4 separate regions of the Homo sapiens genome follow, and all the other regions are linked to region 1. Evidence: chromatin loops called from intact Hi-C (ENCODE). Cell type or tissue: Caco-2. All regions are shown on one strand.

What was found. Hi-C counts contacts between places; a loop is a spot of excess contacts. Peaks named below come from ENCODE experiments on the same cell type or tissue, not always from the same donor. Only the 100,000 strongest peaks of a DNase experiment are listed, where the experiment ranks them.
Region 2: a loop joins it to region 1, with 2.2 times the contacts of the local background. A loop is called at or near these places in 2 of 110 quality-filtered maps.
Region 3: a loop joins it to region 1, with 11 times the contacts of the local background. A loop is called at or near these places in 9 of 110 quality-filtered maps.
Region 4: it touches region 1 in a loop (2.1-fold over the local background); 2 of 110 quality-filtered maps call a loop at or near these places.

What each region holds. Positions count from the first base shown.
Region 1 is chr5:129,457,580-129,465,579 of GRCh38, forward strand. It overlaps ADAMTS19 (ADAM metallopeptidase with thrombospondin type 1 motif 19), which reads left to right and starts at 2,719. Exons shown (of 23, transcript NM_133638.6): 1 at 2,719-2,903; 2 at 3,523-4,178. The coding sequence starts at 2,813. ADAMTS19-AS1 (ADAMTS19 antisense RNA 1) reads right to left here and starts at 3,110. Exons shown (of 2, transcript NR_125748.1): 1 at 2,846-3,110; 2 at 1,980-2,500. RefSeq lists an enhancer at 1,678-2,640. In Caco-2, a CTCF peak has its summit at 4,078; DNase peaks (open chromatin) are centred at 2,042, 2,432 and 4,082; H3K4me3 peaks cover 2,403 bases; H3K27me3 peaks cover 253 bases.
Region 2 is chr5:129,357,215-129,365,214 of GRCh38, forward strand. All of the region lies in intron 4 of LOC102723654 (a long non-coding RNA gene), which reads left to right. Among named protein-coding and RNA genes, the nearest start is that of MIR4460, 36 kb to the right of the region's middle. In Caco-2, CTCF peaks have their summits at 4,431 (motif pointing right) and 4,636; no DNase peak of the experiment used is centred here.
Region 3 is chr5:129,764,321-129,772,320 of GRCh38, forward strand. It overlaps MINAR2 (membrane integral NOTCH2 associated receptor 2), which reads left to right. Exons shown (of 3, transcript NM_001257308.2): 3 at 564-2,412. The coding sequence ends at 743. Among named protein-coding and RNA genes, the nearest start is that of MINAR2, 20 kb to the left of the region's middle. RefSeq lists enhancers at 3,432-3,933, 3,804-3,863, 7,184-7,737. In Caco-2, CTCF peaks have their summits at 3,755 (motif pointing left) and 7,201 (motif pointing right); DNase peaks (open chromatin) are centred at 3,741 and 7,221.
Region 4 is chr5:129,407,588-129,415,587 of GRCh38, forward strand. No RefSeq gene overlaps it. Among named protein-coding and RNA genes, the nearest start is that of MIR4460, 14 kb to the left of the region's middle. RefSeq lists an enhancer at 2,884-3,427. In Caco-2, no CTCF peak of the experiment used is centred here; a DNase peak (open chromatin) is centred at 3,124.

The DNA.
Region 1 (8,000 bases):
ACACACATGCCTCAGTCCTGCCTTTTCTTCTCTATTTCACCACACACAGTTTACTCAATTCCAAATTAGGCTAGTTCTTTCTTTTATATACATAGGTACTTGAATTCACTTTAACGGACGCTCTCACTTGCATATCTAAGTCTCTCCTAGAGCACAAAAATTCCCCACACATTTCTCTCTTAGGCCTGTTCCTTCTGTAAACCAGATAAGTCATGTTGATAGTTGCTAATCACCAGCAGAGTTAGTGTTGCAACTCCTGATCAAGGAATTCAAATTGGAACAAAATACCATAGACAAATCAATTTCTATCACTTTCTAAAGCACCTTGGAGAGAATTTCCTGATAATTTCTGAACCTATTCAGTGTAAATCCTTGAATTAGTCAGGGTGATATATAAAAGAAATCATTCCTACCTTTCAAAAACATTGATAGTCTAGTAGGAGAAATAAGTACATAAGTCATTAAAACCCAAATGACTTATAAATGTCTCTAAAATATGTAAATAAATTATAACAGTATTTCAAAAGGGAAAAAAGAGAAGAGTTATCTGGGAATTAGACAAATCTTTCCATAACAATATTAACCTTTACCATGAAGGATTGGTAAAGATTATATATTAGTGGGAAAAAAAGGCAGCAATGCAAACTTACATTGGTAAGCTGTGCTTCTGAGTATATTTAACTTAGTTATACAACTCATTTGGTTTTAAAAAATCATGAATGTACTCTAATAAATATATACAATTTAATATGCATTATTCCTTCAGTTCTGCTTTTTGTTGTTGTTGTTAAAATATGTGTGAGAAACGTGTTAAGACTCATCTCCTACTGGAGGTGTTTCATTGAAATTAGCTTTCAATCTAAATAGCTTGCTATACTCAAAAAATAAACTGCCTCTGATTTTTTGCCTAGCTTTAAATCTGTAAAATTGAGTCTCATGAAAAAAAGCATTTAGGTTTCTAAGTAACCCAGATATTTCTTGAGCATCTGGAAACCCACATGTTAGTTACTCCAGCATTAGAGATTTTATAAGACAGCGTTTAGAGGCAGATCACTCTTGACAAAGTCACCTTGAGTGTTTTTGCCTTTGTTTCTAAACTCTGGACAACTCAAAGAAAGTATTATAGGACTCAGCTAATTCAAACAATGGCTTTCCTTTGAAATAAGATCGTCTGCTTCCCTTAAAGGCATAGTAGTCACCTTTGACACAAGGAACAGAAGGTAAAATAACAAAGGAAGTGGTGAACCAACCTCAGTTCTGGAATTAAAAAAAAAAAAAACTGATTTGCATTAATTATCATTTCTAGGTGTCTGGCCTAGTCCAGAGGATGCAAATGGCAGTTCAGATCAATCATCCTTAAATCGGATGTGAACGCTTTGATGTGGCTGAGGGAGAGTTGTGGAAAGGGGAGTAGGTACCATGAAGAGAATTGCAACAAAGGAAAAAAAAATATATGGGGTTGAATTGCCCCAAAGAGGACAGAAACAGCAAAAACATATTTTTTTATGTACAAGTAAAAAGTACAGAAGACAAAATAATCTCACCTGGTCTGAGATCTTTAGAATATAATGTTTAATGTTGATTCCCTTACTCTTACTCCTTTTAGGACTCGTGTGTGTGTGTGTGTGTGTGTGTGTGTGTGTGTGTGTGTAATGGGGTGGGGTAGGGGAAGGAGAGAAACTGATAGTACTGATGAATGGGGAGCTAGAAAGACAAGGAAGGAAAAGAGGCTCTGAAACCTAAGGGTGCCTACTGTCCTGGGAAACTTTAAAGCATATTCCATGACGAATTACATTATCTCCGGGCTTAGAAAATTCCGAAAAAGATGGGAAGACAAATCAAAGGCCTTTGATAAATGAGGCCTCAGTTTTGTGGTCAAGTCTGCACTAATTTTTGCCTTGTGTGATGTGCGAATTTGACAAAAAGAGGCGCTGGATTGAGGAGTGGGATGGGAAGGGGGAGGCACCTCTACCTGCACACGGGGGCAGGGGATGGATGCAAATCAGGCCTTCCCGAGTGGCCAATCAATAGTCAGGTGAGGGATTTTGGGTCCCCACCCCATCCCAACCGGCGTTTGAGCACGTGCACGGTGTTCTGGGACCTTTGTCCCGCAAAGTCACGCTTGGCGGGCACCCCTTGGTCCCTTTTTCTGGTCAGATGTGCTTGATTCTTTTCTGCTCTACAACCCACCTCTCTAGTCGTGTCTTCCCATCTCCCTACTCATTCCCTCCCGCGCCGCTGCGGGTGAGAGCCTTCAGCGGTGCGTCCTAAGGAGCGTGAGGAGTGTGCGGAGCTTGGCACACCAAGTTGCTGAGACTGTGACACCAGCCTCCGCCCGTTCCGCGCGGGTGCAGGCGGCGAGCCTCGGCTCGGACACCACAGCTCTCCTGCCCGCGCCGGGCAGTCCTCTGCCTGTCCAGAGGCAGCACTCCCGGCTCTCGGCTGGCTGTGGGTCTGTCTTGTGGGGCTCCAGCACTAGCCTGCTCGGCCTCGGAAACTCCTGCAGCGTCCAGAACACAGAAAATAGACTCATCTCCTAATTCGCCAGGGAGCTCGAGGGCTGCGGGGCCGCGGGGCTGCCTCCCCCGCTCCTCCCCCAACCCGACCCCACCCCACCCCCGCCAGGGCTTCGGCGGCCTCCCGGAGTCACACAGCCTACCCCCCCACCCCAACACCCCCTCCCCCGGCAGACAAAGGGCCTGGGCAAATTCGCCGCCCGGCCTCCTAGCGCTCCGGGGAGGCCGCTGCGCCCCGGAGTGGATCGCGCTGGAGGCGTGCGCCGGGCGAGAAGCCGCGGCCGCGGGAGCGCAGTATGGGGAAGAACCGCGAGATGCGCCTGACTCACATCTGCTGCTGCTGCCTCCTTTACCAGCTGGGGTTCCTGTCGAATGGGATCGTTTCAGGTAAGTTCTTCCGTGACTTTCTCGCTTCCTTTCCAGCCATCCCAGCGGAGACCGCGAACGTACGGGTCGGCAGGGCTGGTGCAACCGGTGCGTGGAGAGCAGGGCTCAGTGGGTAGCAATAAAAATGAGCTTGAGGTGCAGGTTAAGGGGTCAAGTTCGGAAATGAAGCACACTTCTGCCGGCCTCGTTTTAACCGTATGTGGAATAGTTTCCTTCTAATTAGAGCAATAATATTTGCAAAGGTACGTTTACAGCACCTGGAGGAAAATTAGAACGTACCTAAGTTGATAGCAACGCTCTGCTCTAGCATACACTTCAGAAATCGTTTACTCGTGCTGGAGTCTTTGCATCGGTTTTCTTTTCAACAATGAAGTGCGGTCACCAAACTTTGATTCCCCCTCCCCCGCCCCTAATATAATCGTACTTTTACTCTGAAAATGCTGGGGTCTGTAATCTGATCGCAAGGCTTCTGGGGTTGCAGAGTTTCAGGGTCTAGACGGGTGGTCTCCATTGCATTCAACGCGAGCGCCCTGTATCTATGGACTGTGAGCTTGGAAATGTTTGTGCTACTGGAACCGCGGCACTTTAAGCCCCGCACTTCTGTCTGCCCCGCCCGCAGAGCTGCAGTTCGCCCCCGACCGCGAGGAGTGGGAAGTCGTGTTTCCTGCGCTCTGGCGCCGGGAGCCGGTGGACCCGGCTGGCGGCAGCGGGGGCAGCGCGGACCCGGGCTGGGTGCGCGGCGTTGGGGGCGGCGGAAGCGCCCGGGCGCAGGCTGCCGGCAGCTCACGCGAGGTGCGCTCTGTGGCTCCGGTGCCTTTGGAGGAGCCCGTGGAGGGCCGATCAGAGTCCCGGCTCCGGCCCCCGCCGCCGTCGGAGGGTGAGGAGGACGAGGAGCTCGAGTCGCAGGAGCTGCCGCGGGGATCCAGCGGGGCTGCCGCCTTGTCCCCGGGCGCCCCGGCCTCGTGGCAGCCGCCGCCTCCCCCGCAGCCGCCCCCGTCCCCGCCCCCGGCCCAGCATGCCGAGCCGGATGGCGACGAAGTGTTGCTGCGGATCCCGGCCTTCTCTCGGGACCTGTACCTGCTGCTCCGGAGAGACGGCCGCTTCCTGGCGCCGCGCTTCGCAGTGGAACAGCGGCCAAATCCCGGCCCCGGCCCCACGGGGGCAGCATCCGCCCCGCAACCTCCCGCGCCACCAGACGCAGGCTGCTTCTACACCGGAGCTGTGCTGCGGCACCCTGGCTCGCTGGCTTCTTTCAGCACCTGTGGAGGTGGCCTGGTAAGCGCCTTCTTTCCCTAGCTCTCCATTTTCCCCTGCTGCTCCTCTCCTTGCCCATAGGTCAGGATGATTTGCATGCACCTTCTCCCCTTTCAGTGTGCTCCTTTTGAGCTTGGCCCTAGACTGCACCCCCAGGTGTCTACATCGTTTGCCTCCCATGGAACATCTCCAGGGCAGTTGTGTAAATCGGAAGTTTAATTGGGTGGATAAATGGCCTTCTCCTTCCAGATGGTTATGTGTCTTTCAAAACTGCGTGAAACTCTGCCTTTTCGTAACTTCTTCCCAATGGCTCAACTTCTTTCTGTTCTCCAGAGTTTTCCAAACTAAGCGCTCCACGTGATGTCTTTTAGGAACTCGAAAGACAACCAGTCGGCTCACTGATGAATCTCCTTCGTGTTTGCGCCGCACTCTCAGTTCCTCATCTGTTATCTTAGAGCTTTTTCATAACCTACTTCAAAGTTGAAAGAACAGTTCTATAGGGGATTACTCTGACAGTTGTCTAGAATTTAAACACATCCAGAGTCATACTGGACACCTGTTCACTGTTCTTGTGAAAGGAGTTGGGAGGGACTCAACTGAGAGACTGGAGGTTGAGTAACGGGTGACATTAGAATCCGATCTGTGTTCAAAGGGTTATGGTTCTGTGATTTACATTTCATTTGACAGTAGTTCCTTTTCTTCTTTCCACTTTTTGGAGGAAAGGAGCAAGGTGGAGAGCCTTGTTAAAAGGCCTGTTGGGATGGAAAGTAAAAGCCATTTGCTCTGTCAATGTAGAACATCATTTGATTTTTCTCCCTCTGTCACGATTCAGGGGTTGGGACAAGCTTCTATAAGTTGACCTTTGTGTGTGTGTGTGTGTGGGGGGGTCAAATATGCATAACATAAAATTTACTATTTTAACTGTTTCTAGATGTACAGGTACGTGGCATTAAGTACATTCACGTTGTTGTGCAACACCACCATGTCCTTTATGGTTGTTGCCACCACCATAGGCTTTACTATTAATTGGTTTAAGACAAAACTCATAAAATATCAAAAATGCACTTGTGATTTGTGGCTTCATTTTGCTGTTCATAGTGAGCCACTGAGAAATCCACAAGAACTTGCATGGAAGCAAACTGCTCATTTGGAGAAAATCCAACAGCAGTGGATAGCAGAAAATATCAGCACAATCAAAGCCACCCAAAACTACCACCTCCCCTGACCCAAGATCCCATAGTCAAATGATGTAAACTGTTGGACAGTACTCATAATGATGAATATTCAAATACGGGCATTTTTAGGCATAATTGAAAAAAATTGGCATGGAAAAATTACATGAGAAGCTTTTATTAAAAGGTTTTATGTGGAACTGATGTTTGAACATTTCACTGGGGAAAACATTTTGTGGAGATTTCATTGTCCACTAGCTTTTGGCTGGGGATTAAATAATCACATATAGAAAGTTCCTGGTGTGGTAGTAGCAATGGGGGATAAAGAATTTCACTGTGTTGAAATGTGCACTTTTGGTCAGATTTTCCAAATGACCTATTCCTTCTCTCCATACTTAAGGAAGCAAAGTTAGAATTATAAGTAGGTTTTTTGTATGTAACAAACCTGCAGGTTGTGCACGTGTACCCTAGAACTTAAAGTATTTATAAAAAAAGAATTATAAGTAGGTTTTTCATAGACTGAATAGGAGTTTGACATACATCCCTGTTTATCATGTTGGACTTTTACTCACTGTTCCTATTAGCTACATATGTATATGTTCTAAACTGGGAAGTCTTTGTTATTGAGGAAAACTGCCATTGCCAGTGTTAGGAGTTAGATTTTCAGTAAAAAAGTTAAGCAAATAGCCAAGAAGGGTGGGTTTGTTACTCTAGACTCTAACATGCCAGCCCTGTTCCCTTATGAGCTGGTGGATAAGGAAAGAGTGAGCTGTTATCTGTACTCTGGAAGAGGTTTGTTCCCTGATGATTGACAAGCTCCTTATCTCTTTAGGCTTCAGTTTCCATAAGTAAAATTAGAGAATTAGATGATTTAATTTAAAAAATTGAATGATGGGATTAAAATTCTATTGGATATTTAATGTATTATAGGTCCCTTGTTTAGGGGATAGAATGTTCTGCCTTTTAGGGGCTCACAAGTTAAGAGAAAGATATCACCTGTAAGTGGAAATGACACAAGTAGTCACAAGACAGTGACAGACCAGCATGATGAATCAAATGTTATGCTAAGGTAAAAATCCCTTGGGAGAGGTGGGGAATGCTTCCCAAAGCAGAAGAAGTTGAACTGGATTTTAAAACATGGAGAGGATTTCACCAGGCAGAAAAAAAAGCTGGAGTGTTGTAGGTAGAGGGAGGAGACTGAGTGCAGGCATGAAAATGCAGGACCTGTCAAGGGAATGATAAAGAATGTCTCCTATGACTAGGCCAGAAGATGCAATAGAGAGAAATGATCTTAAAATGTCTAGAGATCAAACTTCAAAAGCCTTGTCTGCAAGAATATGGGCTTTTTCTAACTGAATAGTCATAGAACTTCTTACCTCTTCCTTTATATCTCAAGAATTCTGTGATCCTGTAATTCTAATGTGAGGAATTATGATGCCTTTATATAGAGATGGTGAATCATTTATAAATGCAATGGCCATGAGTTTGCAACAATTATTTTCTTCTCAGGGAAAGCTTTCTTATTGTCAGTTGCAGAGAAGAGGGTAGTTCACTAACTGTACCTTCCCTTACCCTCTCTTGATAGTAAGCTTTGCCTACTGGTACCTGAACTTTTCAATATCTTTTGGATTATTAAATATTTAAAAGGATCCAAAAGTCTGTACCAAAGGAAATAGAACATCAGCTATCCAGTAAAGTGAACATTTATAAGATTGACCATTTCACTCTCCAGGTACTACTCTAACTTGTGTTATCAAAGGATAAGTGCCAGAATGGAGATTTTGGATACAGGGGCAAAGCCTGCCTCTTCAAAGTTTTTAATCTTTCTGGATCTCATATCTGGATCTCTCTCTATATAAAATGTACAAATTGTACTTATATATCTAGCAATTGATCTGTGAAGTGTTATTATTTTTGTTTGTTCTGATTAGTGTATTATTGAATAACAGTCTTATTTGAGTCATATATTAGATCTTATAAGCATGCAAATATACTACCACTAATCAATTAAACATTTATTGAACAACTCTTATGACTAAGGCCTTTTCCAGATATAGAGAATACAAAAAGAAGATGAAGCAGTCTCGATATATTTCACAGGGCCCTCAACCTAACTTGCCAGTTACCAATGAAAACAGGGAAATACAATAGGTTGAGATACGTGAAAATACACTTATACCATGAGTGATCTGATGACACTGTCTTGTTCATCTCTTTTCATTTCCAACACTTTACTTTTTAGTTGGCACTCAATAAAAATCACTGAATAATAAAATACAACACATGAAGTACTTTATGCTACTTTAAAATCATCTTTAAAAATTAAAACACACAAAAGCAATAAATTAAATCCCATGAAACTGTGCAACAATTATCTTTGCTCAAAGTTAACACAATGTTTTTTTTTTTTTTTTTCTAAAAACATGCTTATAAGCGCTGGGCCAAAATAAGCTATATTAGTATATACCTGGCCTATTTTTTTTTTAATGGACTATTGACATGGCAGACTACTTAGATTATTTTTTCCAGATGATGAAGTGTAGATACTAAAACTAATGCCACCTTTTCCTACTTAAATTAAGAGTTTTATACAGTAGTCTTTTTGATTAGCTTTTGATACAGAATCTGGAGCCTTTTGTAAATTCAATTATTTTTTATCTTATTTGCATTA
Region 2 (8,000 bases), 100 kb before region 1:
GTAGGTACTTATTAAGGGACATTATCCTCAAACAGATTCTGATTTATCTCCAATTAATTTGGGGTATTCTTCTATTAATTCTATGAGTTAGTGTTACTAAGACAATATAGCCAAAGGTCAACTCAAGTATCCCTGAAGCTAGAGGAAAGACCATGAAATCATCTGTTGATCTCTAACTTGCAGTTTCTTGCCAGTCCTTGTCAATATCTTTGTTACTTTTCCTCCATCTTTTTAATTCTTAGCACAGAAACTTCTACAATGTTGTGACATGCAAGAAAACATACTAAAACAACTACCAGGGTCTCTATCATCCAAGGAACAGTTGGGAAAAAAACACACATTAACTGCGATTATACAGTTTCACAAATTTCTGGATATTCAAATTTATTGAATATTTCTCTATAAATTAGACTATACCTTTACCCAAGGTAGCCTCAATTAGTCATAGCTTTTTAAAGGTTTGGACAGACATATTCACCTGCATATGCAACTTTCCTAAAGCTAACTTTCCTCCTTAATTCACTCCCTGGGATTTAAAACACCAATTTCCGAAACCCCAGTTTCCTGTCAGTATGTTAGGGCCAGTGTTGAGTAAAATACCATCAGTGTTTGCTTCTGAGTACTTATCGTACAGGTATAATTCAAGAATATTGTGGAGGACTTCCTGTTTGGTGGACAGGTGGATACAGAGAATCACAGCATACTCTAGCAGACACCAATGAGCAGAAACTTCTGTGGAAACCAGAACCAGAGTAGGATAACCTGAATCATAATTGACAAATTGCTGGAGGCTCAGTGTGGACAAGTCTATGAGTTAAAAACTCAAAGAAGCCCTTCTACCTTTGTGATTGATTACCTCTTGGAGCTTTGCTGTAATGCACAGTGAATATGAGAGAGAAAAAAATACCCTCAGGAGAAACTGTGTCACCAAAGGCTAACTTATTGGCATTTTACCACAGCCGAAGTATCCTTGGGGAAGGGAATACCCAACTCCAGTTCTCTCTAGCCTTCCTTGTGTGAGAAGAGGAATTACCAACTCCCGCCACCTCCAGCCACCTTGGAACGTAAGGTGGGGGTGGGGAGGCACTGCTAAGCACTTGTGATAGTCACAGACACAGGTTCACTAAAAGACTGAGACTAATCAGGATGACAGAACACTTCCCCTGCCTCCACATCTTACCACCATAGATCACTAAAGGTTCATTTACTGGAGTTCCTTCAACCCAGTACAAGTCTAGCTTTCAACAAAAAATTACAAGACCTACTAAAAGGCAAAAAATACAGCATCAAAACTAGAGTTAGATACAGCAGGAATGTTAGAATTATCAGACTGAATTTAAAACAACTACAAGTGCAAGGATTGTAATGGGAAAAGACAACATGCAAGAACAGATGAGTAGAGAAATAGAAATTCTAACAAAAAATCAAGTATATTTGGTATTCCCAGAAGTATGAAGTGCCTCAGGACACTGTCAGTAAGCATATACTATTTCTTATTGTCATTCCGTTTGTATGTGTACCATAGGCTTCCACAATTGCCACCTTGAATGTTCCTGGGGCAAATCACCAGTGATATGTGACTGCCGTATAATGACAATATTTACCATTTTTCATATCTAATTAATTGAGCTACTGTTTGTGTAGTATTCCATATACATTCACACCTTAAAGTTTTTTAAGGATACAAAGCAGGTGATAATGATATATGCTTCCCTTCATACTCATACTCAGCTAGTTACCTTAACAGGCCACATCCTGGTTTACAGCAATCCAGTACATCAGTTGCTAACTGCCAGGAACAGTAAGTCCAGTTCAGTGTAAAAGTAAGAAAACCAAAATCAAAACAAAAAAACACAGTCCAAATGGTAATTACAAACCACTGTTACTCAGGCAAGTCTTCAGCTAAGAGTATCATCATCATCAAGGGATGCTGGTTGATATCTTCCCCAAACCACCCACAGCAACTTCTTGGGTAAGTCTTAGGGTTCAGCTTCATTCAAATACCCTTCTCAGCAGAAAAAAAAATCCAGATATTTCTTTCAGCAGTGGCCATCACTTGACACTACATCTGAAAAAACAGCTAAGAAAATTAGATGTTCTTTTTTTTCATACATCATTACCTGTTTAAGTATCACTTCTCTTCTGCCAAAATTTTCCTTTTTCTTTCTTTTACTCATTACCTGTGTTAGTCCAGGCTCAGCCATGCTGGGTGGAATCTCTACACAACCACCCACAGGACAGATAAAGCCTTCTCAGAATTTTTTTTTTCATCCTGGCACAGATTAAAAAACAATGGAACAATTCCAATAACTAGAAGTGTGTCCAATATCTACAGTTCATCTTAGTTTAAACGCATATGGTGAAGACTATATCCAGTCTGTCATTTCCTTAAAGTTTCGAGGAAGTGAATTAGCACAGCAATGCCTCTCTTGTTGTGACATGCATGGGCAGTCTCAGACACAGTACACCTGGATCTGACAAGAAAAAAGAATTTGCAAGGTGTGAAAGGTAGAGTTTGTGGCTGTATCATCTCCTACCCCTCATTCCATTTTACACAGGAGAAACCTTAAAGTTCCTCTCTCTTCACTTTTGGTCATTCAGGTGAAATATACATTCATCCAATCAAGCCAGCCTTCCCTTCACACAACCCCCACTTATCATTAACCTCACTTTTAATTGCCGAATCTAGTTCTCAAGTAAACTGTTACTTTGAGCATGAAAAGAGACATAAGTTCATATTATGTTATGCTTCTTAGTAAAATACGTATTATTTAATGAAGTATAGCCTGGCCACATTTATAAACATTCCGCTACAAAATTTTTATGGTATCTCAGCTATTGCGTCCTTTACAGGATAAAGGGAGTCCAAAAGCAAATATATGCCCATTCTAGTCAGAACATATTTGAAGCCATTTATAGCTACTGGCAAGGATCCTACGTAGCCTGCCAGCTACAGTCAACTATTGTCTTGAAGAAATCTTACACATATTTATTTCCTGTTTGTATTCTGTACATCTTTTACCACATTAGCAGCTTCATAATATGATAAATATGTAATTACTCTTTGCAGTGTTTCATAGCTTGAGCACTTCGCAGTCTACTTGAGATATAGAAGTAGCTACCTTTTTTTTTTTTTTTTTTTTTTTTGAGACGGAGTCTCGCTCTTGTTGCCCAGGCTGGACTGTAGTGACACAATCTCAGCTCACTGCAACCTCCACCTTCCCAGGTTCAAGCGATACTCCTGCCTCAGCCTCCCGAATAGCTGGGACTACAGGCACACACCATCATGCCCGGCTAATTTTTGTATTTTTAGTAGAGACGAGGTTTCACCATGTTGGCCAGGCTGGTCTCAAACTCCTGACCTCATGGTCCATCTGCCTTGGCCTCCCAAAGTTCCGGGATTACAGGCATGAGCCACTGCGCCTGGCCAGATATAGCTACTTCTAAGATCCAAACGAAGCTGTCAGCTTTTGCATTCTAGTCCCCTTCTGAGCCAGTAGCTGATTTTTTCTGTTTAGTAGGTACACGGCACCCCTTTAATTTTTTCTTGGAATTCCTACAGGATTTCCAAAACTACATTCCCTACACAGATTTATTCTTAATTATATGATCATCTAGGGCTCATTTGCCTGAACACATGGCAAAGCAAAGCAATGGCCACCACCCATGAGTTCATAAAATGTAAAACATTTTTTCTGAGGAAGAGCCCAGTGCTCTTTGCACTTTCAGATATGTTGATCTCAATGCTGCCCATTCTATAGCTTTACTCTTGGTGGGGGGGCGGGGTGGGGGGAACCTTGCCTAAGGTCTTTATCAAACACAGGAAAGATATTGGCATATTTCCAAAATAAACTGCATTCCTGAATTTAGGAACACACCAGGAAGCTTGCTTTACTTTAGCAAGAGACAAATTTTAGGGTTCAGGAGCCAACAGTTCTAGAGATTGTATCATTAGTTCCCAAAAGAGGGCTGGAAACTGCTCATGGATACAATGATCTCTCTAACAATGCCCTGACCACTACTCCCAACCCCCAACACACACACACAGCCCAATTTGAGAACATATTCCTATGTGTACCATTTTATCAGTAGACTCTGATGAGTGGCTCTAGCTTTATGGGAGTATCTGACATTATCCATAGCATACTAGTTATTTCAGTTTTCAGAAGTATTTTTCTTCAGTGATGGGAGATCTCTCCACCAGATCCCAGAAATAAGCCATCAATTATCCTCAAAGGGATGTATCTAGCTGTGGTGTTGGGTACCTTGCAAGTCTTCTATTACAGCGTCACTTTTGTGGAACATCATTAGACTTTCCATTGGCATCAGTCTCTGAGTTTACAAAGCAGGTACCTGCAAACTACTGAGATAAAAGTTAAGATTGTTTGCATCAGTGATGGAAGAACATATTGAGTTTAGTCAGTAGGGGGAGCCATATTTTCAACTTATCCTTGAAATGGGTGGGAAAATATTTAAGAAATTTATAACAGTATGAAAATATGGACTTTAAGCAAAAACATTTGCAAGACACTTTAATGCAATTTAGTCATTCCCAACTTTCTACATGTTAGACCTTGTAAAAAAACAACAGATATATGCTTCCATGCAATATGAAGCATCCTTTATACCAAAAAAAAAAAAATGCTGTCATGATCTATTCAAAGAGGAGAGATACAAAAATCTCCAAGGCATTGTATCCATATCTCAGCACCTCTAATTTAGTTACATTCTCCACCTGAATGCTCTGTAATTCAAACACCAAATTGTAATGTTGTTCATCACCACTTTACTATATAAGAGGAAAGAATGAAGAAAAAAGTAATTAGTAATATTTATAGATGTGTATGTATAATACTTAGTCTGTATGGGATTTTAGCCCAGAGCTTATTAATTAGGAAAAAACCCATAGCTTTCTTTTCCTTTCCACTTTTCCTTTTGAGGCAAAAAGAATTTCACCAGTCCTGGCCATCTCCCTTCTAATGTCAAATCCACCAGAAGTTTAAAATGACCTACGTGTTTCTTCCTCTCCCAGTAGGGAAAAGATAGGCACTTTATTTCCTATAAATAAAGTAGTTTTATCCTTTTTAAAATATTTTTTCTATTTCTACATCATTTGGATATTCAAGTGACTTTATCATTAAATCATAGTTATTTTGAGTGTCACCAGCAACAGGCTTAGACTTCTAAAGTCATAGGAAAAATATTTGAAAGCATGTGAATTGTGTATAATTGATTGTCCTGTGAAAGAGATTTATGGATTATAAAACTTTGTGTTTTTTTTTTTAATTCTTCTTAATGATCTTTCAAAGATTCTCTTTTTAAAAGGACTACTGGTGATGCTGATAGCTACAGCAGGCTAGGAAGGAGACTATTTCAAAATATTTGTGTTCTGACCACAGATTTTGGAGGAACTCCACACTTTCTTTTTAAAACTCTAGGAATGCCTGTATGGGAATAAAAGAAAATATGGTCATCTGGGAAAAATCAGTGTTGGCCCAACCCAGAAAAGGGATAACTGAAACTAGGTCACTTGACTAATAGCTTGAGGGGCACCCTGTACTATTTTCTCCTCTTTTAGAGTAAGAAGGAATGAGGAATCACAACTAAAACTCTGCTTAATAAATAAAACAAATGGAATTTACCTCACTAGCTCTTAAAGCCACCTAATCTTTATCATGTGGGAAAAACAAACACTAATATTGTTGCCATCGTTTTCCTATTTTAAGTGCATGGAGTATAATGAAGTATAACTGGAAGCAGTGTTACTCTGTTAAATTAGTTGGACCCCTACAATCTTCCAGAAACTATATACAAGTTTTTTTTAGAAATTGTATACAATTTCTTTAGGTAGACTAAACTACATCATTAGCGAGTCAATCGAATAAATTTTTTTTAAATTCCAAAATCTAATATGAAAACATACTAATCCCAAGAATAACTGTTATACTAACATTATTTGAATATTTCACTTTAATTTGTAATTCTATATGGTAAGAACATACAGTCTGTGCACGAGCGGATTGGCTTTTTAAAAGGAAAAAATTTGATGAAAACCATCTTTCTATTTCTACTTAGTGTGCTTTTAGGAAAGCAGTTTGACAAGATAATTCTAGAAAACACAGTGGAAATCAGTACAAAGTTAAAATCCAAAATAGTTTAGCTAAAAATAATACATTTACCAGCTTGAGAGTCCTTCTAGAAGAGATGAATTAAGATTTAGGACTAGATATTTCTCAACTCAGGCAGAGCTTTATATTTAAGAAAAAAATTCTTCCAAGTCAGACCATGCTATGTTGAAAACAATCTCTTCCTTTTTTTCCTTAAAATTCAACTGTAGTCCATTTTGGAGAATATAATTCATATGTTGGCAAAAAGTTAGAAAGCCTCTGAAGAGATGATTCCTAGGTGTACTTAAACTGGCCAACTTATTTCAAAACACCTGTGGCTGCTGTTTTATCTGAGGACATTTTTTTTCAGTAAAAATCATGCATACTTTACTATGTGATTAATATACCTCTTAATTTAATGAAAATCATGTGTTGAGTAGGCAAAAACTATAATGCATACCAAACTTATGCAAATTTTTAATATCTCATACTGCATCATTAATACATTGAATAATTATAAATCATTTTTTTGCATGGCCAATGTAAGCTTTAAATATGAGCATAGGCTATGTTTTCTAGTAATTTTATAAAGACCTAATTATGGAGAGGAAATTTAGACATATTTAATTTTTTAAATGTTAGGCAATATTTCAGGTTTATCAGTAATTTATTCACAGGAAGATTTTAAAAATAATTTTGAAACACTTCTTGGACATGATGTATTACAAAATGTGCTGGGGTTATGAATGTAAAGTGTATGGGGCTCTGTTTCTATCCCTAAGGGGTCAAATAAAATTTTAAGGAGAAGTATACTTAAAGAAAGGCATTCATCATGTATCAGAAACATCCCAAACCTGCCCTCCTTCATTCCATACCATGCATATTATATTTTCTATTTACATTTCTTGGAATATCTTTTTTTCTCATCAAATTTCCTGGTGACTTAAACTTTAAGACTTAGAATACAGAGGTGTGTTTTTAAACTGTAGGTGTGTTGTTTCTGTGGATTTTTATGTATGTATTTAAATATGTGTCTGTAAGAGTGAGAAAGGTATATGGATAAGCAAAAAGCTTAAGTTTTTAAAACACCATGTTCTCCAGACAACTAAAATTACAAAAAAAGTCATATTCATCAGTATTATGATTAACTCTAGTAAAAACGTAGAGCTAAAGGAGAAGCACAGTATTATCTCTTTCATATCGTACATATGTACTTTATCTTATATATGGCAATGCACATACACAAAACTATGACCCTGTAAATGTCTTCACATATACTGCACCTTTCTTAACCAACCACTGGAATTAACTAAATATTTTCTATTGTAACTATAGACAATCAAAGGGTTTTTCTAAAAATCAGTACAAAAAAAATCAGATAATCAAAAGTCACCTTGTAAATGATATTAAACTTGGTTGTATGTATACAACCTTAAGTATAAATGCATAATGCATACCTGTAATATATAGTACATATTGTTCTTAACTTCAGTCATCCTTCTCTGCTGTTGAACATTAGAATTTATTCCTTCAATTTAACTGTATGTTTGTACCCATTAAACAAACTCTCTTCATTCCTTCCCCCAAAACACATGCCCTTCCCAGCCTCCAGTAACTACCATTTTATACTTTATTCCATGAGATCAACTTTTCTTTAGCTTCCGCATATGAGTTAGAACATACCATTTTTATTCAACGTAGTGATGGAAGTCTTAACCAGCTCAATTAAGCAAGAGAAATAAAGGATATCAAAACTGAAAAGAAGTTCAAATTGTCCCTGGTTCCAGACATGATCATCTATTTAGAAAAACCTAGACCCCACCAAAAAACTGTTAGAACGAATATATTAATTGAGTGAGGTTCTAGGATACAAAATCAACATACAAAAATTAA
Region 3 (8,000 bases), 310 kb after region 1:
GAAAATCAGTGGGTCAAGAGTAATGGAAGAGACTCCTGACTTTTAGCCCTACTACTTCCATGAAAGTCAGCTTCCGGGTTTACTGAAAACCCCACCAAGCATGTTTATTCCTGGCATGCAGACAAAATCAAACCTCAAAGGTTCATCTAAAGCAAAGAATTTTCATTTTATTTCAACTTACTATGCTGAATTACATGCACTATTTATAGGATGTAAGGAACACCAAATTGGCTACAATGTGATAGAAACACCGTTGTGTTTCTGACCCTCTGATGTGAGCAATTTAATTAAAGAATCATGAAGGCCTCCTAATTAATTCTGATGCAGACCTACAAATTGGAATTGCAGGGATTCCTTGTCAGCCAGGAGACTGTAGCTGCAATTTTATGCTATTCAAGGAAGCCTCATACCGCTCATGTGAGCCATGACATTGAAGCCTTGCCCAGGACAGAGTGAATATGGACCATCAGTCCCCATGACAGTGTCTTGTTCTGCAATCTCAATTAATTTGTAACACTGACTGATTACTGATTAATCATATTCTCTATGTAATTTTCTTTTAGGAAAATCCTAATGACCTGCGGTTTTGGTTGGGAGACATGTACACTCCAGGTTTTGACACTTTATTGAAAAAGGAAGAGAAACAAGAGAAGCATTCAAAATTCTGTCGTATGGGTCTGATTTTACTTGTCGTTATCTCCATCTTGGTTACCATAGTGACTATCATTACTTTTTTCACCTGAGGAAACTGCAACAATCAGAGCTACTTTAAATTTCCTAAAAATTTTTCTGATAAACATTTGAAACCCCCCCCACCAAAATAACAAAAAAACACATGTACATGCAGTGTGAATGGATTGTTGATTGTATTATTAAATGTAATTGTCCTGAAGAATGTGAATGTCAGGCGTGGTATGCTGGCTTCTCCACTTTGTTCTATAAAAGCTTTCTAAGAGTGCCACCCTGAACTTTGGGAAGCAGGAATTCTGAGGACCATAATCACAGAATAGTCACTATATGCAACCCACATTAAATATCTTTATAGGGAGCAAACAGTATCAAAAATTGTCAGCAGCTTTGTTTTCATGCTTAAACTATATTAACCTTGTTTTAAAAATACTGTTAACTCTTTACCACCTCATCCTCCTGTGATCACCAGAAAAGTTTGAGCTGATAATTTTTTTTTTAACCAACTGCTGGGTAGCTAGGATAAAAATCTTCCAGTTGTGCTGCCAACTGAGTTAGATTCATTCTCTGTTTTATTTTCCTGTATTTCTGTTTAAGTCAGAAAAAAGGAAAAAGGGAAATATCTTATTCAAATCTATTCTTATTTCCCCAGTAATCATCTATGATGCCCCAATTTCATGTTGCAATTTTAATAGAATTAAACTTGGATAGGCCATAGTTACATAATTAATTACATTTAGATCCAATTTATCCAAATTGGCTGTGACCCCTGGTGGCAGTCAGTGTGCATATATTACCAACCATGGTCTAGGTTGGGGGTCCCTAGGAAAGCAGAGGGAATACTGCTAAGAGAACAGAGTTTGAAGCCTAACTGCTACTTGCTAACAGACTCTGGCAAGTTATTCTCTCAGAGAAGGAATGATATTACCTGCCCAACAGGGCTGGCCAAAGGACCAAATACAAAACAGGTATGAACAGTATCTGGCTCGAAATAAGCAGTTGCTTAATTAAAGGCAGTTGTTATTATTAATTTATGCTAGCTAATTGACAACCTGAGTTTACCTTCCATTGTCTGCAGATACCTGGGGACATGGTTGTAGACACAGATGGGGAATCAAGTCACCATCCTGCCCTTCCTTCTAGAACATCCTTTCCTAAGCCCCTCATTCCCACTCTTTTCTCATCTTTAAACAACCCAGCCAAAGGCTATCTTATGCAAGAAACAAAAGAGGGACTTTCTCTTCTTCTCATGAGCCTAAAGTCAGATTTTGTCCCTTGATATTGCCATATCATTTTGTTGTATTTGTCTTAAAGATGCTTGAAATAAAGTACAGTAAAAGACAGTTTGGGCTGGGCGCGGTGGCTCGCGCCTGTAATCCCAGCACTTTGGGAGGCTGAGGTGGGTGGATCATGAGGTCAGGAGTTCGAGACCAGCCTGGCCAACATAGTGAAACCCCGTCTCTATTAAAAATACAAAAATTAGCCGGGGCTTGGTGGCAGACACCTGTAGTCTCAGCTACTTGGGAGGCTGAGGCAGGAGAATCTCTCGAACCCTGGAGGCAGAGGTTGCAGTGAGCCGAGATTGTGCCACTGCACTCTAGCCTGGGTGACAGAGTGAGACTTCCATAAAAAAAAAAAAAAAAAAAAAACAAACAAACAAACAAAAAAAACCCCAAAAAAAGAGACAGTTTTACTGGACAATAAAGTTGTTGTGTAGAAAAAAAACGGCGTTAGTCATATTTGTAGTCCCTGATTTTTTATTCCTCTTCTCCTCCGTGGAAGGTTCCAGTACAATTTAAAACTGAATTACAGGAGAAATTTAAAACTGAATTACAAGAAATAAAGTATCAGGGACTTTATCACTCTCGCTGTGGACAGATATTGCTTGCTGTTACTCTGCCTTCAAAGCTTACCTGCCTAAAGTTTACCTCTAAGGGATTCAAAACATGTTCAGGTCTCTGCCACACGTGGAAAACATCTGTGCTGCATCAGGTCACATGTGGCTGCCTAGGATTAAGCATGGGTAAGGCTTCTAAAGGCAATAAGCAAGAGTAACCAGAAAAGTGTAAAGCCTGCTTACCTGAATTCCTGTCTCCCTTGCCCCCATCTCATTACCTTTCTCTTCTGCCTAGTCAATTCTGGTCAAGCACCTAGTATTCTTCTATTCTCCCTATCCCTCTTCTATTCTTATTTATGATACTATCAGTCATTTAGGTTTCATCATAAATGAGTTTATTACTTTCCTATTGCTTCCAAACCAATCTTCAGTTTTAGCTTTCAATGTAACTGTAAAATCAAAATATATTATTGCCCTGCCTTGAATTAATGTTATGCATCTACATGTGTGGGCAACTTATAAATAAAGAGAATTTACCTGTTTACACTCAAAATAATACCTTAAAAGAAGTTCCAATTTTGCCTTCTACAGTACAGATTTTTGTGAAAATGGAGCAGAAAGAGCATAAAGTCATGGAAAATGCAGAGGCGATGGCCCTAAACAGGCTTATGTTGAAATCGGCTTTCTTGAGAAGCTCTCATCCAGATTCAATGAAAAAGTGTCTCTAAAATATTTAAATGCAATCCTTGGCAAATAACGGGTAGTCAATAAATAATAATTATTATTATCTTTAACACTGACTATTTTAGTAACTTTTAACCTAAATTGGGGTGAGAACACCTGGCTCCACCAGTTCTTAAGTTATAATAATTTAGTTTCAACAATAATCTTCCCCAGGTTTTTGTATACCGCCCCACACCCCCCCCCCCGCCCCCGCCAAGAAAAGGTATCTTTTGTATTTTTGCTTTGTTTTTGTATATTAGGTGAGTGTGTGGGAGGCCTAAAAGCAAATGGTATATTAAATTTTCTTTCAAAAAAAATTCCAACTGTGCATACTTTTTAAAAGTGCTCCTCCCAGACTCAACAGGAGGATTAAAGTTTTTTTTTTAACATAATCCATTAATGGCCGTTCCAATTATATTCATGCTGCTGTCACCTAGTGGAGAGTTTAGTGAGTGGAAAACAGAAAAGGGAGCGTCCTGGATACGTTTCTCCAGAGTGCACTACTGCCATCTGGTGGTGATATTTACTAGGCCTGCCCTCAACTCATGAAAAAGCATTTTACCAAAGGGATATGCCTCTGTAATTACAATCAGTGTGATGGCATGACTCACAGCTCCTGCAACCACTAATTTTGATACCCTCTCATCTTTCAAGAAAAGAAATATGATTGGCCTTGAGTCATACTGACACTTGAAGGCAGAGCTGTAACCCTCAGCATCAACTCTTGACTCTGAGGCACATCTTATGCTAAAGCTAAAAGCTAGAGGAATGCCTGGAAATTGCCCCATTTCTAATCTCTTCAAATGGGTTAAAGTTTTAGGAATATTAAACAACTTACTGCTTGTTTCAGAGTTGGTATGATCGCCTGAATTTCTACATTTGTAGCTCTCTGTATTGAGGGTGTCTTTAAATATTATTTTTTAGTAATTTTTTACTAAAATTAAATTTTAATAATGTTGAATTATTAAATGGTATCTGTACCCATTGCTTAACACAGGTCTTAAGTTCTCCCCTCATATAATTGAATAAATATAATTTTATTATATCTGAGAAATAATTTTTAAAACTGTAATTAGGGCCCTTAAATCTCAACACCTCTGGATTTCTACTTCCAAACCCACAGAGTCTAAGAGAATATACACTTTAGAGGAAAGACAACTTTTTTGGTTTCTTCCAAATAATCACTTAGTCCAGGCTCTTGCCTAACGTAAGGTGAGAATATTCAACCAAAGTGAACGACTTCAGAAACCGAACCCAGATTTCTACCAGAGCAGTTCTGCTTTCATTTTATAGACACTGTAACTCATGTACCTCATCCAGTTTCCCTCGTTTTGCAGACTGTAGGAAAGGGAGTGGATAGGACTTCCTTGTGTGTATTTTGAGCCCTTCCCGCATTCCTGGCTCCATTTTATAATCTGCCCTTTCCTGCCTCTTACTTTCTGCCTTAAATACACGGTGCTCTGTCTTTCCTCAATGCCTTATACTTACTGAAAAGATGCAGAGTATATAGAACTATATGGACTATATAAACAATTGTGTGTCTGTATTTAAAATATATGCATATATACATAAATAAAATCTAAATGCAAAAGCTCTGTCTCCCAGGCTGGAGTTCAGTGGCAGGATCTCAGCTCACTGCAAGCTCCGCCTCCCGGGTTCACGCCATTCTCCTGCCTCAGCCTTCCGTGTAGCTGGGACTACAGGCGCCCGCCACCACGCCCGGCTAATTTTTTGTATTTTTAGTAGAGACAGGGTTTCACCTTGTTAGCCAGGATGGTCTCAATCTCCTGACCTCGTGATCCATCCCCCTCGGCCTCCCAAAGTGCTGGGATTACGGGCGTGAGCCACCGCGCCTGGCCAAAAGGCTCTCTTTCAAAATAAAAAATTGAAATAAATATTGTATCTTTTAAATAAAGAAATTCTTTTTTCAGTATAAAATATTCTCTGACTAGATTTCTTTAGCAAGAAGGAAAAAGATTCAAGGCTTACACAGTTTTGCTTATCCTGTACGCCGTTTTTAAGTTCCTGACAAAGAAAAGGTAGTAATTCTTCTTATGCTAATTAAACTGGTGGGTTTTTCTCAGCTATGAAATAAGCGCTAAAATCTCTCACATTAGAATTAGTTTCAAAGTTGGGAAATATTGTTTAGATAATTATTTGAATAATAAAACAATGGTTAGGCCAGATTCAAAAGTATATCAGTAAATATAAATGAAACAGCAGTTAACTAAGTTTCTTTCTTAAAAATACATTATTTTAAAGGCTGAAACATTTCTAATCAATACTTAATAGAATAATTTTATTGTTCCTGCTGCAAAAGTTTTCTTTTTTTTTTAATATAATGATCAGAAACCACTTTCAAGAATTGCAAACCCAGGAAAAAAGTTTTATTTTGCTTATCATGAACATATAAATGTACAGCTTTTACAGCTGTTTTCCAAGTTATTCAGGAAGATTCTTGACAAAGACTCTGTCCTTGATCTAATGCTAGTTAGGCTCCCCCGAGTGTCTCTCTGACTAGGCTCTGGATCTTGGGTTGTGTCCATGGTTGGCTTATTCCACTTTTGGCAAAAATCTTGCTAAGTCAGTTTACAGTAAATCTGACTACCCTCTATACGATATCTTATCACCCTGGCCTTCCTTCAGTAAAAATCCTGTTAGGTCAGTTTAGCAAAATATTACCCTACTCTTAGTAATATTCCATCCATCAAAGCCTGACTGTTCCCCTTAGCTATAAGTCTCCACTTTTCCTTATCATATTCAGAGTGGAGACTGATCTCTCTCCTCTACTATAAAACCCCACTGCAGAAGCCTCCCTTGAATAAAGTCTTCTTCACTGCCTTTAACATGTGTCGTAAACAATTTTTCCTTTAACAAGTCCAGTGGATGCCCATGGACAGCAGTGTCCCATAGGGCCCTATGCCTGCTGCCCACCCACCTGAACATTTCCATCCTGGCCTTATTAAGAATTCAACAGAAATAGTTGTAGCTTCTACACTGCATAATTTTTAAAACCCTACCCCTTCTACAAGCTCATTTCATCTCAACTATAATCTTGAGAGATAAGTGTAAAAGCCGTATTTTACAAGAAGAGATTGAGGCTCAGGGACATCAAAAGACTTGTCAGAATCAAATTGCAATGAGAGCTTAGATCTACTAAACCTATTCTGACTATTCTTTCTGCTAAAGTTTTTATTTTCTCATGGCTGTAGTGGGGGCTTGATATGGTCCAGCTGTTGATGAAGACAACGGAAGTGCGTCTCCTCTCCTTCGACCCATAGCTATACGTACACTCAGCCCCAGTCTCCAAGTGAGTACAAAAAGACCCTGCTTTAACAAGGGCAAACACAGTTATGCTCAGAATCCCAGTAAATCTGAATGCCATATGCTTGTACCATTTTGTAATTTAGGCTTGTGGGGCTTCTTTATAAGGTAAAATATTAAGTGATAGACTCTATGATTAAGAATATGTATGAGTTAATTACTCTTTCTTAGTAAGTGTTATGGATAGAATGTCTTTCCCTTATGACAATGTTCCAGAGTACAGGATCTGATTTCTCTAACTTTGCCTTAGATTATCCCTAAATTAGATGTCAGTCCCAGGAAGCTCCAACGCCTCTGTGTCAGGAAGGAGTTTGGCTTCAGAGGAGCTGACATCAAACCCACGCTGAAGAACCTCACCTCCGGGAAACCTGCAGGTCTGTGTCGTCTGCATCAGAGGTTTGGTGGGATGAATCCCTCAATCACTCTCCAATGTGCTGCCATGTAAGGCACCTAGTCATAGTTTGGCAACAGAATTTGCTCCCAGGATTTTCTCATCTTTGTAGACTATGCCTTTAAAATGCACCTTTCTTTACTGTACACTGGCCAGACACCGAGTTTCATCTTGTTCACCATGATAAAGAGCAGAAGGGAAAGGATCTTTTATTTCCCTATAGCTTGGAGTTACTCTCTCACCACCAGAGGGCAGGTGTGTACCAGGATGCCAAACCACAGCTTGCCTATTTTGAGGGCGGTATTTCAGTTGTGTCAATATACGGGTATCTTGACAAATGAGTGAAGAACTTCCAAAGGAATACAAGTGATTAATTGTGCTGATTAAGCCCTAGGGTAGGGAGCAGGAGAGCCTGCCGGGATCACTGAGTGTGCATCAGCACAGAAAAGTGACAGTAATTGGGGTCCCATGCTGAGAAGTCTTCAGATCAAGGAAGTTCAAGCTGGGCACATGGACTTCGTTAACCAAATCTTCTATTGTGTCTTTACTCAAGTTGTGGTTCATGCTTATTAAAAAATGCAGACTCTCAGGGCAGCTGCATCAGAATCGTCATGTTTAACAAGCTCCCTGGGTGATTCTTTCTCTCTTAAGTTTGAAACAGGATCTTGAGAGTGTCAGCAACTCAGCAAACTCTTTCAAAGCTAAGGTTCAGGTTGGGGAAACCCACAAGTGTTCTGGATTTTGTTGTGAACTTTTAAAAGCCCCGTCCAGGCGCCCATGAACGTAAGGCCTACTTGGTGGCACTTCCCTGTGGAACAAACAGGCAGATGTACAGATACAAATCATCTCTTTGTCTTGGCTCTTTCCTCGGCCTTTACACACTCCTCAGGAATACAAGTTTCATGAGCAATTTAACCCTCAAGATGTATACAAACAGATTTTTATTTAACAGATAAATTATACTTTAAAGTTGAGCTGGAATTCGTACTCATTTTAAATGGAATCTTAGAAATATGATCATGAGACAGCCTCAGCCAT
Region 4 (8,000 bases), 50 kb before region 1:
CCTGAAATCCTTAAATTCGAACATCTCTATGACACTATGATTCATCTTTTTGGATAGCATGGAGTTGAGGATGTATTCTCAATGTTTTCTCCTAATATAGTTTGGCTGTGTCCCCACCCAAATCTCAACTTGAATTCTATCTCCCAGAATTCCCACATTTTGTGGAAGGGACTCAGTGGGAGGTAATTGAATCGTGGGGCAGGTCTTAACCGTGCTATTCTCATGATAGTGAATAAGTCTCATGAGATCTGATGGGTTTATCAGGGGTTTCTGCTTTTCTTCTTCCTCATGTTTCTCTTGCCACCACCATGTAAGAGGTGCCTTTCACCTCCCACCACCATGTAAGAGGTGCCTTTCACCTCCCACCACCATGTAAGAGGTGACTTTCACCTCCCACCACCATGTAAGAGGTGACTTTCACCTCCCACCATAATTCTGAGGCCTCCCTAGCCATGTGGAACTGTAAATCCAATTAAACCTTTTTCTTCCCAGTCTCTTAGCAGCAGTGTGAAAACAGACTAATACATCTCCCTTGCTGATGATTAACTTTAATGAGTATTTAAAATAAAGTGATGTTTGGTTATATTTTTATTTGTAAAATCTTATCCTAGATGGTTAAAAAGTGTTCTAGGCAAGCTACTCAGGGGGCTGAGGCAGGAGGATTGCTTGAGCCCAGAAGTTTGAGACCAACCTGGGCAACACAACAAGACCATGTCTCTAAAATAAGTAAAGTAAATTAGCCAGGTGTGGTGGCACACATCTGTAGTCTGAGCTACTCCAGAGGCTGAGGTGGGCAGATTGCTTGAGCCCAAGAGTTCGAGGCTGCAGTGAGTGATGATCAAGCCACTACGCTCCAGCCTGGGTAACAGTGAGGTCCTGCTTCTATTATAAAAAAGTGTTCTAGGAATACATTATTACAGTTCTCTCAGTATGTTGACAGAAGGAAATTTTAAAAAATAATCACACAACACTGCCCAGAAAAGTCTGGGCTGCAAGATAACCTGAACTCTGCTTCCAGCCTGTGCCCTACATGGAGACATCAATCCAGAGGTGGTGGCCTTTTCCTAAACTGTCCCCCAAAGGGCACTTTCCTGGCCCAAATGATGTCACTATATAGATCAGTTTAGGTTCTGAATTGACCCTCAATTCTGTGTGTGTGTGCACTGACCCAGCTTGTACTACTATGGGTGACCCACTGAGATGTAAGCATTTCTTCTTGCAATCAGTCTTAAGGACTGTCTAGCCCATACCCTTCTTATGTGCATCTCCTTGCCAGAGAGACACTGTGCAAGTGCACTAGTTTTTTCTGCCCAATTGGGTCACATTGCATTCTGTATGCCTCCAAATTCCACTCAAGTTAAATGGAAGACATAGGGTCCTTTCTCCAGAATTCTTTTGCCTGGGAGCACTATAGTTCTCTAAATAACTTTCTGTCTCAGCTTTAGATGAAGCCCTCGAAGGTTAAAAGCAAAAAATATTGGTAGCAACTATGTGCAGACTTTGAAACCAAGTATGGTACTCATTTAGGGCTTACTAAGGATGTGAACATACCCCTATTTTTGTGATGATATCCAGAAAGAAAATACAAAAGGAGAGATTTTGATTCTGCAATTGAAGAAGGCAAGAGAGAACATCTTAGTAGAGGTGTGTTGGAATGCTACAAAATTTCCCATCCCTGGCCCCATCAGAGGGCCCCACACTTTCCCCTCACCTCGAAATAGTGATGTGGCTTCAAGGGGATGATTTAGATAATATTCCCCTGAAATGTGAGGAGGGAGGAGATGGCATCTTGCAGATTCTGATCCCATAAGACCAGTTGCCTCTCGGCACCACATGACCCCATGGTATCACTATTGAAATAATGACAGCCCCAAGAAGAGATGCAAATAACATGATGGTTGACCTTGCCACTAATAATTAGAATGGGATGTGATAAATACTCTAATAAAGGCATGAGGTTTTAAGAGAGTTAAAGGGAAAAAATGATGAGCCCTGTCTAAAGAACTCTACGAAAAGTGATGGCAAGAATAAAAGTTTGGGAGGGGTGATAGAAGGTGTATTGGGGTTATCCAGCTAACTGGAGAAAATGTTCTGGGCAGAAACAATAGGTTTGCTAAGTTTCTGATGAAAGAGAGACTAAGCACGCTTGGATAATGGCCGGGGGCTGAATGCTGCTGAACAGTAAAGAGCATAGATGCCAAAGGTCATAATCAGAGATGGGCTGGAGAAGAAGGTCGGGGAGAATTTGATGACTTTTTATATCATCCAAATATCCTAGAATTTTCAAAACTGACACTGTAGGGGTGAAGTTTTTCTATATTATTGAAAAGTGGAAATAATTACTAAACCTGATGAGAATGTTTGACAATTAGTTATAAAGTATATGTTGTAATTTAAACACCATGTGACTAACTTCTGTTAGATAAGTGAATATGTATGCTTTGCACATTGAAATAACACCTGAGAAAACCACTAAGTTTGTTGTTTAGTTTTCGCCTAAAACCATAAATTTTCAGAGAAAGGACAAGTGGGGCTGCTCTAAGATATGGGCTTCATGAGAATCTTCCACATTTTCACTCAGAGGTACTCTTACCTATCTCTGGGCAAACATGTTAGGGAATATAGGAATATTTGATTTCTTCTTGAGCTGATTGTCCCTATAGCATTAAATACCATAAAGTTTAGATCATTTTTCCCTCTAATAGCTTAATTCACCAGTTAGGTCAAATCTTTCAGATGTGAGATTTTTAAAATTTATGATTTGCTAAGAGATTTTCTTCACAGTAGAGGAAATTGAAGATGGAATATGTAATCTTTCCACTGTACTTTCCTACAATTATAAAAAGTAACCAAACTTCCCTAAAAATAATAGACAATTTCTTAAATTCTTTTAGGATATCCAAATCCATGGTCACTTAACTTTGTTCAAAACATCTTTGCCTCTAATTGTGTTAGAGTAAATTTTGTTGGAATTTGCCCTTGAGGTTACTCCCTAACCACGTCCACAAACATTCTTTTCATATTGTCACATCTAAAGAAGATCCTTCAGCCGTTTCATTTACATCAAGTGCCTCCCCTCTCGGTGTGAGCTTAAGTGAGAGCATAGGGCACACCAGGAAAGCTTCAGCCACTGAATGCTGATGAAGTGATAACTTCAAAGAAGATGTCATTGGCTCGTCACAGCAGGTTGGCAGCTGCAAGACAGGGAGCTCAAGTGTTATGCGCTCAGTGATTCCTATCCTTTGTGACTGCAGAATAGACTTAACACAGTGATTTCTAAGTTATGTCATGTATCTAGGTACCATTGCTAATATGAGAATTTATAAGAGATGTCTAAGAAACGGTGGCATAATATCTCAGAACACAAGTTGTCTATATAACCCTGTTAGTGTTTTGAAAGTTTTGGAATCTCAAGACTTGACATTGTCTTGTAAGCATTTTTTTTTTAAATGAAGCTACATATGTCTTTCTATAGCAGAGTCAGAGTGATGGATATATTGTCACCTGCTTTGGCAGACTCATTGAATATTCTTGAGGCAGAGCAAATGGGAGGACTGAATTCCCAAGATTTTGCCCTTTCACACTCCATGCACCCTACTATTCCCCTCAGTCTCCTCACTATGCATCAAAACTAGCAGGTAAATCCTTGGCTCATGATGCATCCATAAGCTTTTCTCTCACTTTTCTAAAATATTAGAATCATCAAAATAATCATAGTCATATTTTTGTGATTTAGGATTAATATAACCTACAGTCAGTGATATAATATAGATTATGTCATAGCAATGAAAGAAGAATTTGGAAAAAAATAATCTCTGGTATAAAAGCCATAACTCAAAGCACATATTCAACTTAAAGATAGGCTTTAGGTTTTCATTAAAACCCTAAAATCTTTAATTCTTGCTGTGTACTTTAAGAGTTAGAAACACATATTTAAGATAACTCTATCTTACATACAACTTGAGTATGCATTAAATTCATTCATAAAATTTTAGTGACAGCCAAGGCTGCTTTTAAACACTGCCTACTAACATTCTATTTCTGAATGTATAAGGAAGCTACTCATTCACTTTCATTAAGGAAAAGTTGATTAAATACTTTTTCAAAGTACTATTAATAGTTTACAGGGATTCATGCTTCTCTCATTAGTACTTCAACTCACATTCCTATAAGGTGAGTCAAAATATCCAGAATTTAAAAAATACTCTGAATAAACAATTATTCCTATAGAGTTAATTCTATAAATCAGGCACACTGAATATCACTTAGCATTTAACCTAAACAAAAACAATATTACATACAAAATGGAATGGGCTCAAAAATGAGCTCACATTCAAGTCTATGAAAGGTTTCATTTTGTGGATTCACACCCCTCAACCCCAGCATTATGACACTATGAGGTGTACTTAATATTTGCTCTTCTTGATAAATCAGATGAACTAAAATCAAATGACAGATTTTTAACGAGGATCCTAACCATCTAAGTTCTCACAAAGACTCAAATTTCACAGTCCCCTTTTTCCTTGCCTCATGTCCCTTGAGGTAAAGGTTTGGATTTAGTGTATTGTTAAATGTCTGCTATACACTAGGCTTTGGCTTACATATTTTCACACATGTAATCTCCATTCATTTTTAGTTTTTAATTTTTATTATTTTTGGAGATGGCATCTTGCTCTGTCTCCCAGGCTGGAGTACAGTGGCACGATCACAGCTCACTGAAGCCTTGAACTCCTGGGGGCTCAAGTGATCTTCTGTTTGAGCCTCCCCGTAGCTGGGACTACAAGCATTCAACACTACTCCTGGCTAATTAAAAAAAAATTGTAGGGATAGAGTGTCACTATGTTGTCCAGGCTGGTCTCAAACTCCTGGCATCAAGCAATCCTCCCACCGACACCTCCCAAAGTGCTTGAATTACAGTTACAAGCCTCCACACCAGGCCTAATTTTAAGTTTTTAAATGGCACACACATACATACCCCATACCTCTCTCAATAGCACAAATAAAAGGGAAGTTTGTTGGAGTTTTTGAAACCACTAAAGGCCTGGTTTGGGTTAACATGCAATGTCAGTAAATGTGAATAAATATATTTTCATGGATTGTGTTCATAGAAAGATTTGGCCTGATTATTTGAATAGGTATAGTTGCCACACATCCTGAAACAAAGCGAATTTGTTTCACATCTGTTCTGTGTCTATAGTACTTCACATTATCTTGATATAAAGGACATTTGTTTTGCTTACTCTCAGCCTGTAGCCCTGAAGTCTGCTTAGGATTGCTTCACGTTTATCCTAGATGATTCTGTGATTTCTCCAGAAACAGTAAAAAAGGTATGCATGTTATTAACAGTACTGTTTCTACTTTGATCTTTATCACCACACTTCTGCTGAGTCTTATACATGTTCACATTCTCACAAGTGGTATTTGCAGACACCACCTCAACTATGTGCTCTAAGTTAGCTTCACCAACTTTTACATCAAGGATTTTAGGAGAAACTAGGGAGAAATTAGCAAATTTCTGTGGTTGAAAAGCCTGTTTTATTATTATTACTCGATAGCAGTGCTGTTTGAGTATGTCAAAGCAAAACTACTGTTCTCCTCTCCTCAATGTCTCTAGAACTTCATTCACTGTTTACCACCTCCCACTTCTGATTCATTTATCTCCCTTCCTACAAATCATTGTTTCCTGTAGAAAAGCTAACTCTACCGAGGCAGGCAGATTATGAGGTCAGGAGTTTGAGACCAGCCTGGCCAACATAGTGAAACCCCATCTCTACTAAAAATACAAAAAATTAGCTGGGCCTGGTGGTGGGCGCCTATAATTCTGGCTATTTGGGAGGTTGAGGCAGGAGAATTGCTTGAACTCCTGGGAGGCAGAGGTTGCAGCGAGCCAAGATTGCATCATTGCACTCCAGCTCCGGCCACAGTGTGAGGCTGTGTCTCAAAAAAAAAAAAAAAAAAGAAAAGAAAAAGAAACGTTAACTCTAACAACGCACATCTTATTTTTAAAAAAGTCCCCTTGACCCACTTCCTTTTACTTTAGATTTTCATTTATTTCTCTTCCCTTAATAGCAAAATTTTATGGAAAACACATTAATATATCTTGCCTCTATTTCCTAACTACCCATCCAAGCTTCAGTTCATTCCAATTTGGCTTCTATCTCCAGCTTACTAACAAAACTGTTCTTGTCAGTGACCTCCACTTTTCCAAATTCCATTAGATTTTTACTCATATTGTGGAGATTCTCAGCAGCACTTGACGTAGTTACACTATTTTTCTGAAAATGATGAAACTGGAAGCTCTTATCTTTTCCTCTACCCACTGATATACCAAGTAAACATCTGTTCATAGATAAATTCCCTTTGGGAGAAAGTCAGAGACCAGTGGAAAAACTACACCTTCAGCAATTGAGAAAATGTCCATATTGAAGGGGTAGGAAAAGTAGAGACACACTTGGGCATGAACCAAACTTCTATCAAACTTGCATTGCAGAGTGAAAAAGCTCAATATATAGTAGCCCTTCAGCAGCCAGAATGAAACTTGACACTTCATGAGCCTTTCCGTCAGCTTATCCCAATGATAAATCCAGTTCTACCCATGTTGTTCACACATCGAATAACCCCAGCTCCTGGGAGGAGTTTGGCCATTAACAAATGCCACAACTTCTATAACTCCCACCCAAGGCACTATCTCCTTATTGACCCAGACCTGGGAGTCAACAATGATTTGCATTTCTGATTAGCCATAGACCACAGAAAACAAAGAGGTGGACACACAACAGGCACACTGTCAGCATCTATCTCCCCAGGGTCAGAGCACACAGTGGAACATTAGTACAGGTATTTGCCACAGATCCTTTCCCTGGCCTAGTACAGAGAATGTAAAGATAAACACCTGTGCTTAACTTCACCATGAAGATATAAGAAACGGGGACACACGTGCAGCATATTACCATTTCCAGTTACATTTATTATAATAGTTTGGTTCCTACCTTACCAGTCTCAGTACGAACAGGACATGGCACACCTGGAGGATAAGGAGTCACCAGAAACAGATACAGCAGTCTGGACAAACCCAAAGATTTGAGAGACACTTAAAAATCTCTGGCTGGACAGATGAGTGAGATCCTTCTCCTAAAGAAGGCCAGTCTGTCAAGACTGGGAGAGACAGTTATATTACATAATATGCAAAAACCAACAGAGAGTTAAGGAAAATGAAGAAACAAAGCAATATATATTCAAATAAAAGAATAAGATAAATCTCCAGGGATAGACCTGAGTAAAGTAAAGATATGTGATTTACCCAACAGAAAATTCAAAACAATGGCCATAAAGCTGCTCACTGAAGTTAGGGGAACAATACAAAAACAAAGTGAAAATCTCAACAAAGAGAAGGCATTAAAACATACCAAACAAGGTCGGGTGTGGTGGCTCATACCTGTAATCCCAGCAATATGGGAGACTAAGGCGGGTGGCTCACTTGAGGTCAGGAGTTCGAGACCAGCCTGGCCAACATGGTGAAACCACATCCCTACTAAAATTACAAAAATTAGCTGGGTGGGGTGGAACTTGCTTGTAGTCCCAGCCATTTGGGAAGCTGAGGCAGGAGAATCACTTGAACCCAGGAGGCAGAGGTTGTAGTCAGCCAAGATCATGACACTGCACTCCAGCCAGGATGACAGAGTGAGACTCCATCTCAAAAAAAAAAAAAGAAAGAAAGAAAAGAAAAGAACAGTACCAAACAGAAAACAGAGCTGAAGAATAATATAGCTCAACTAAAAAATTCAATAGAAGGGTTTTCCAGCAGAATAGATCAAGTACAAGAAAAGATCAATGAACTCAAAAAGAGGTAATGGAAATCATATAATCTGAGAAGAAAAAATGTAAAAAGAATGAAAAAAAAGTAAATAGTTTAAGAGACATGGAACATCATCAAGCCTAACAACATATATATAATTTGTGTATCAGAAGGAGAGGAGAAAGGGAAAGGAACAGAAAATATA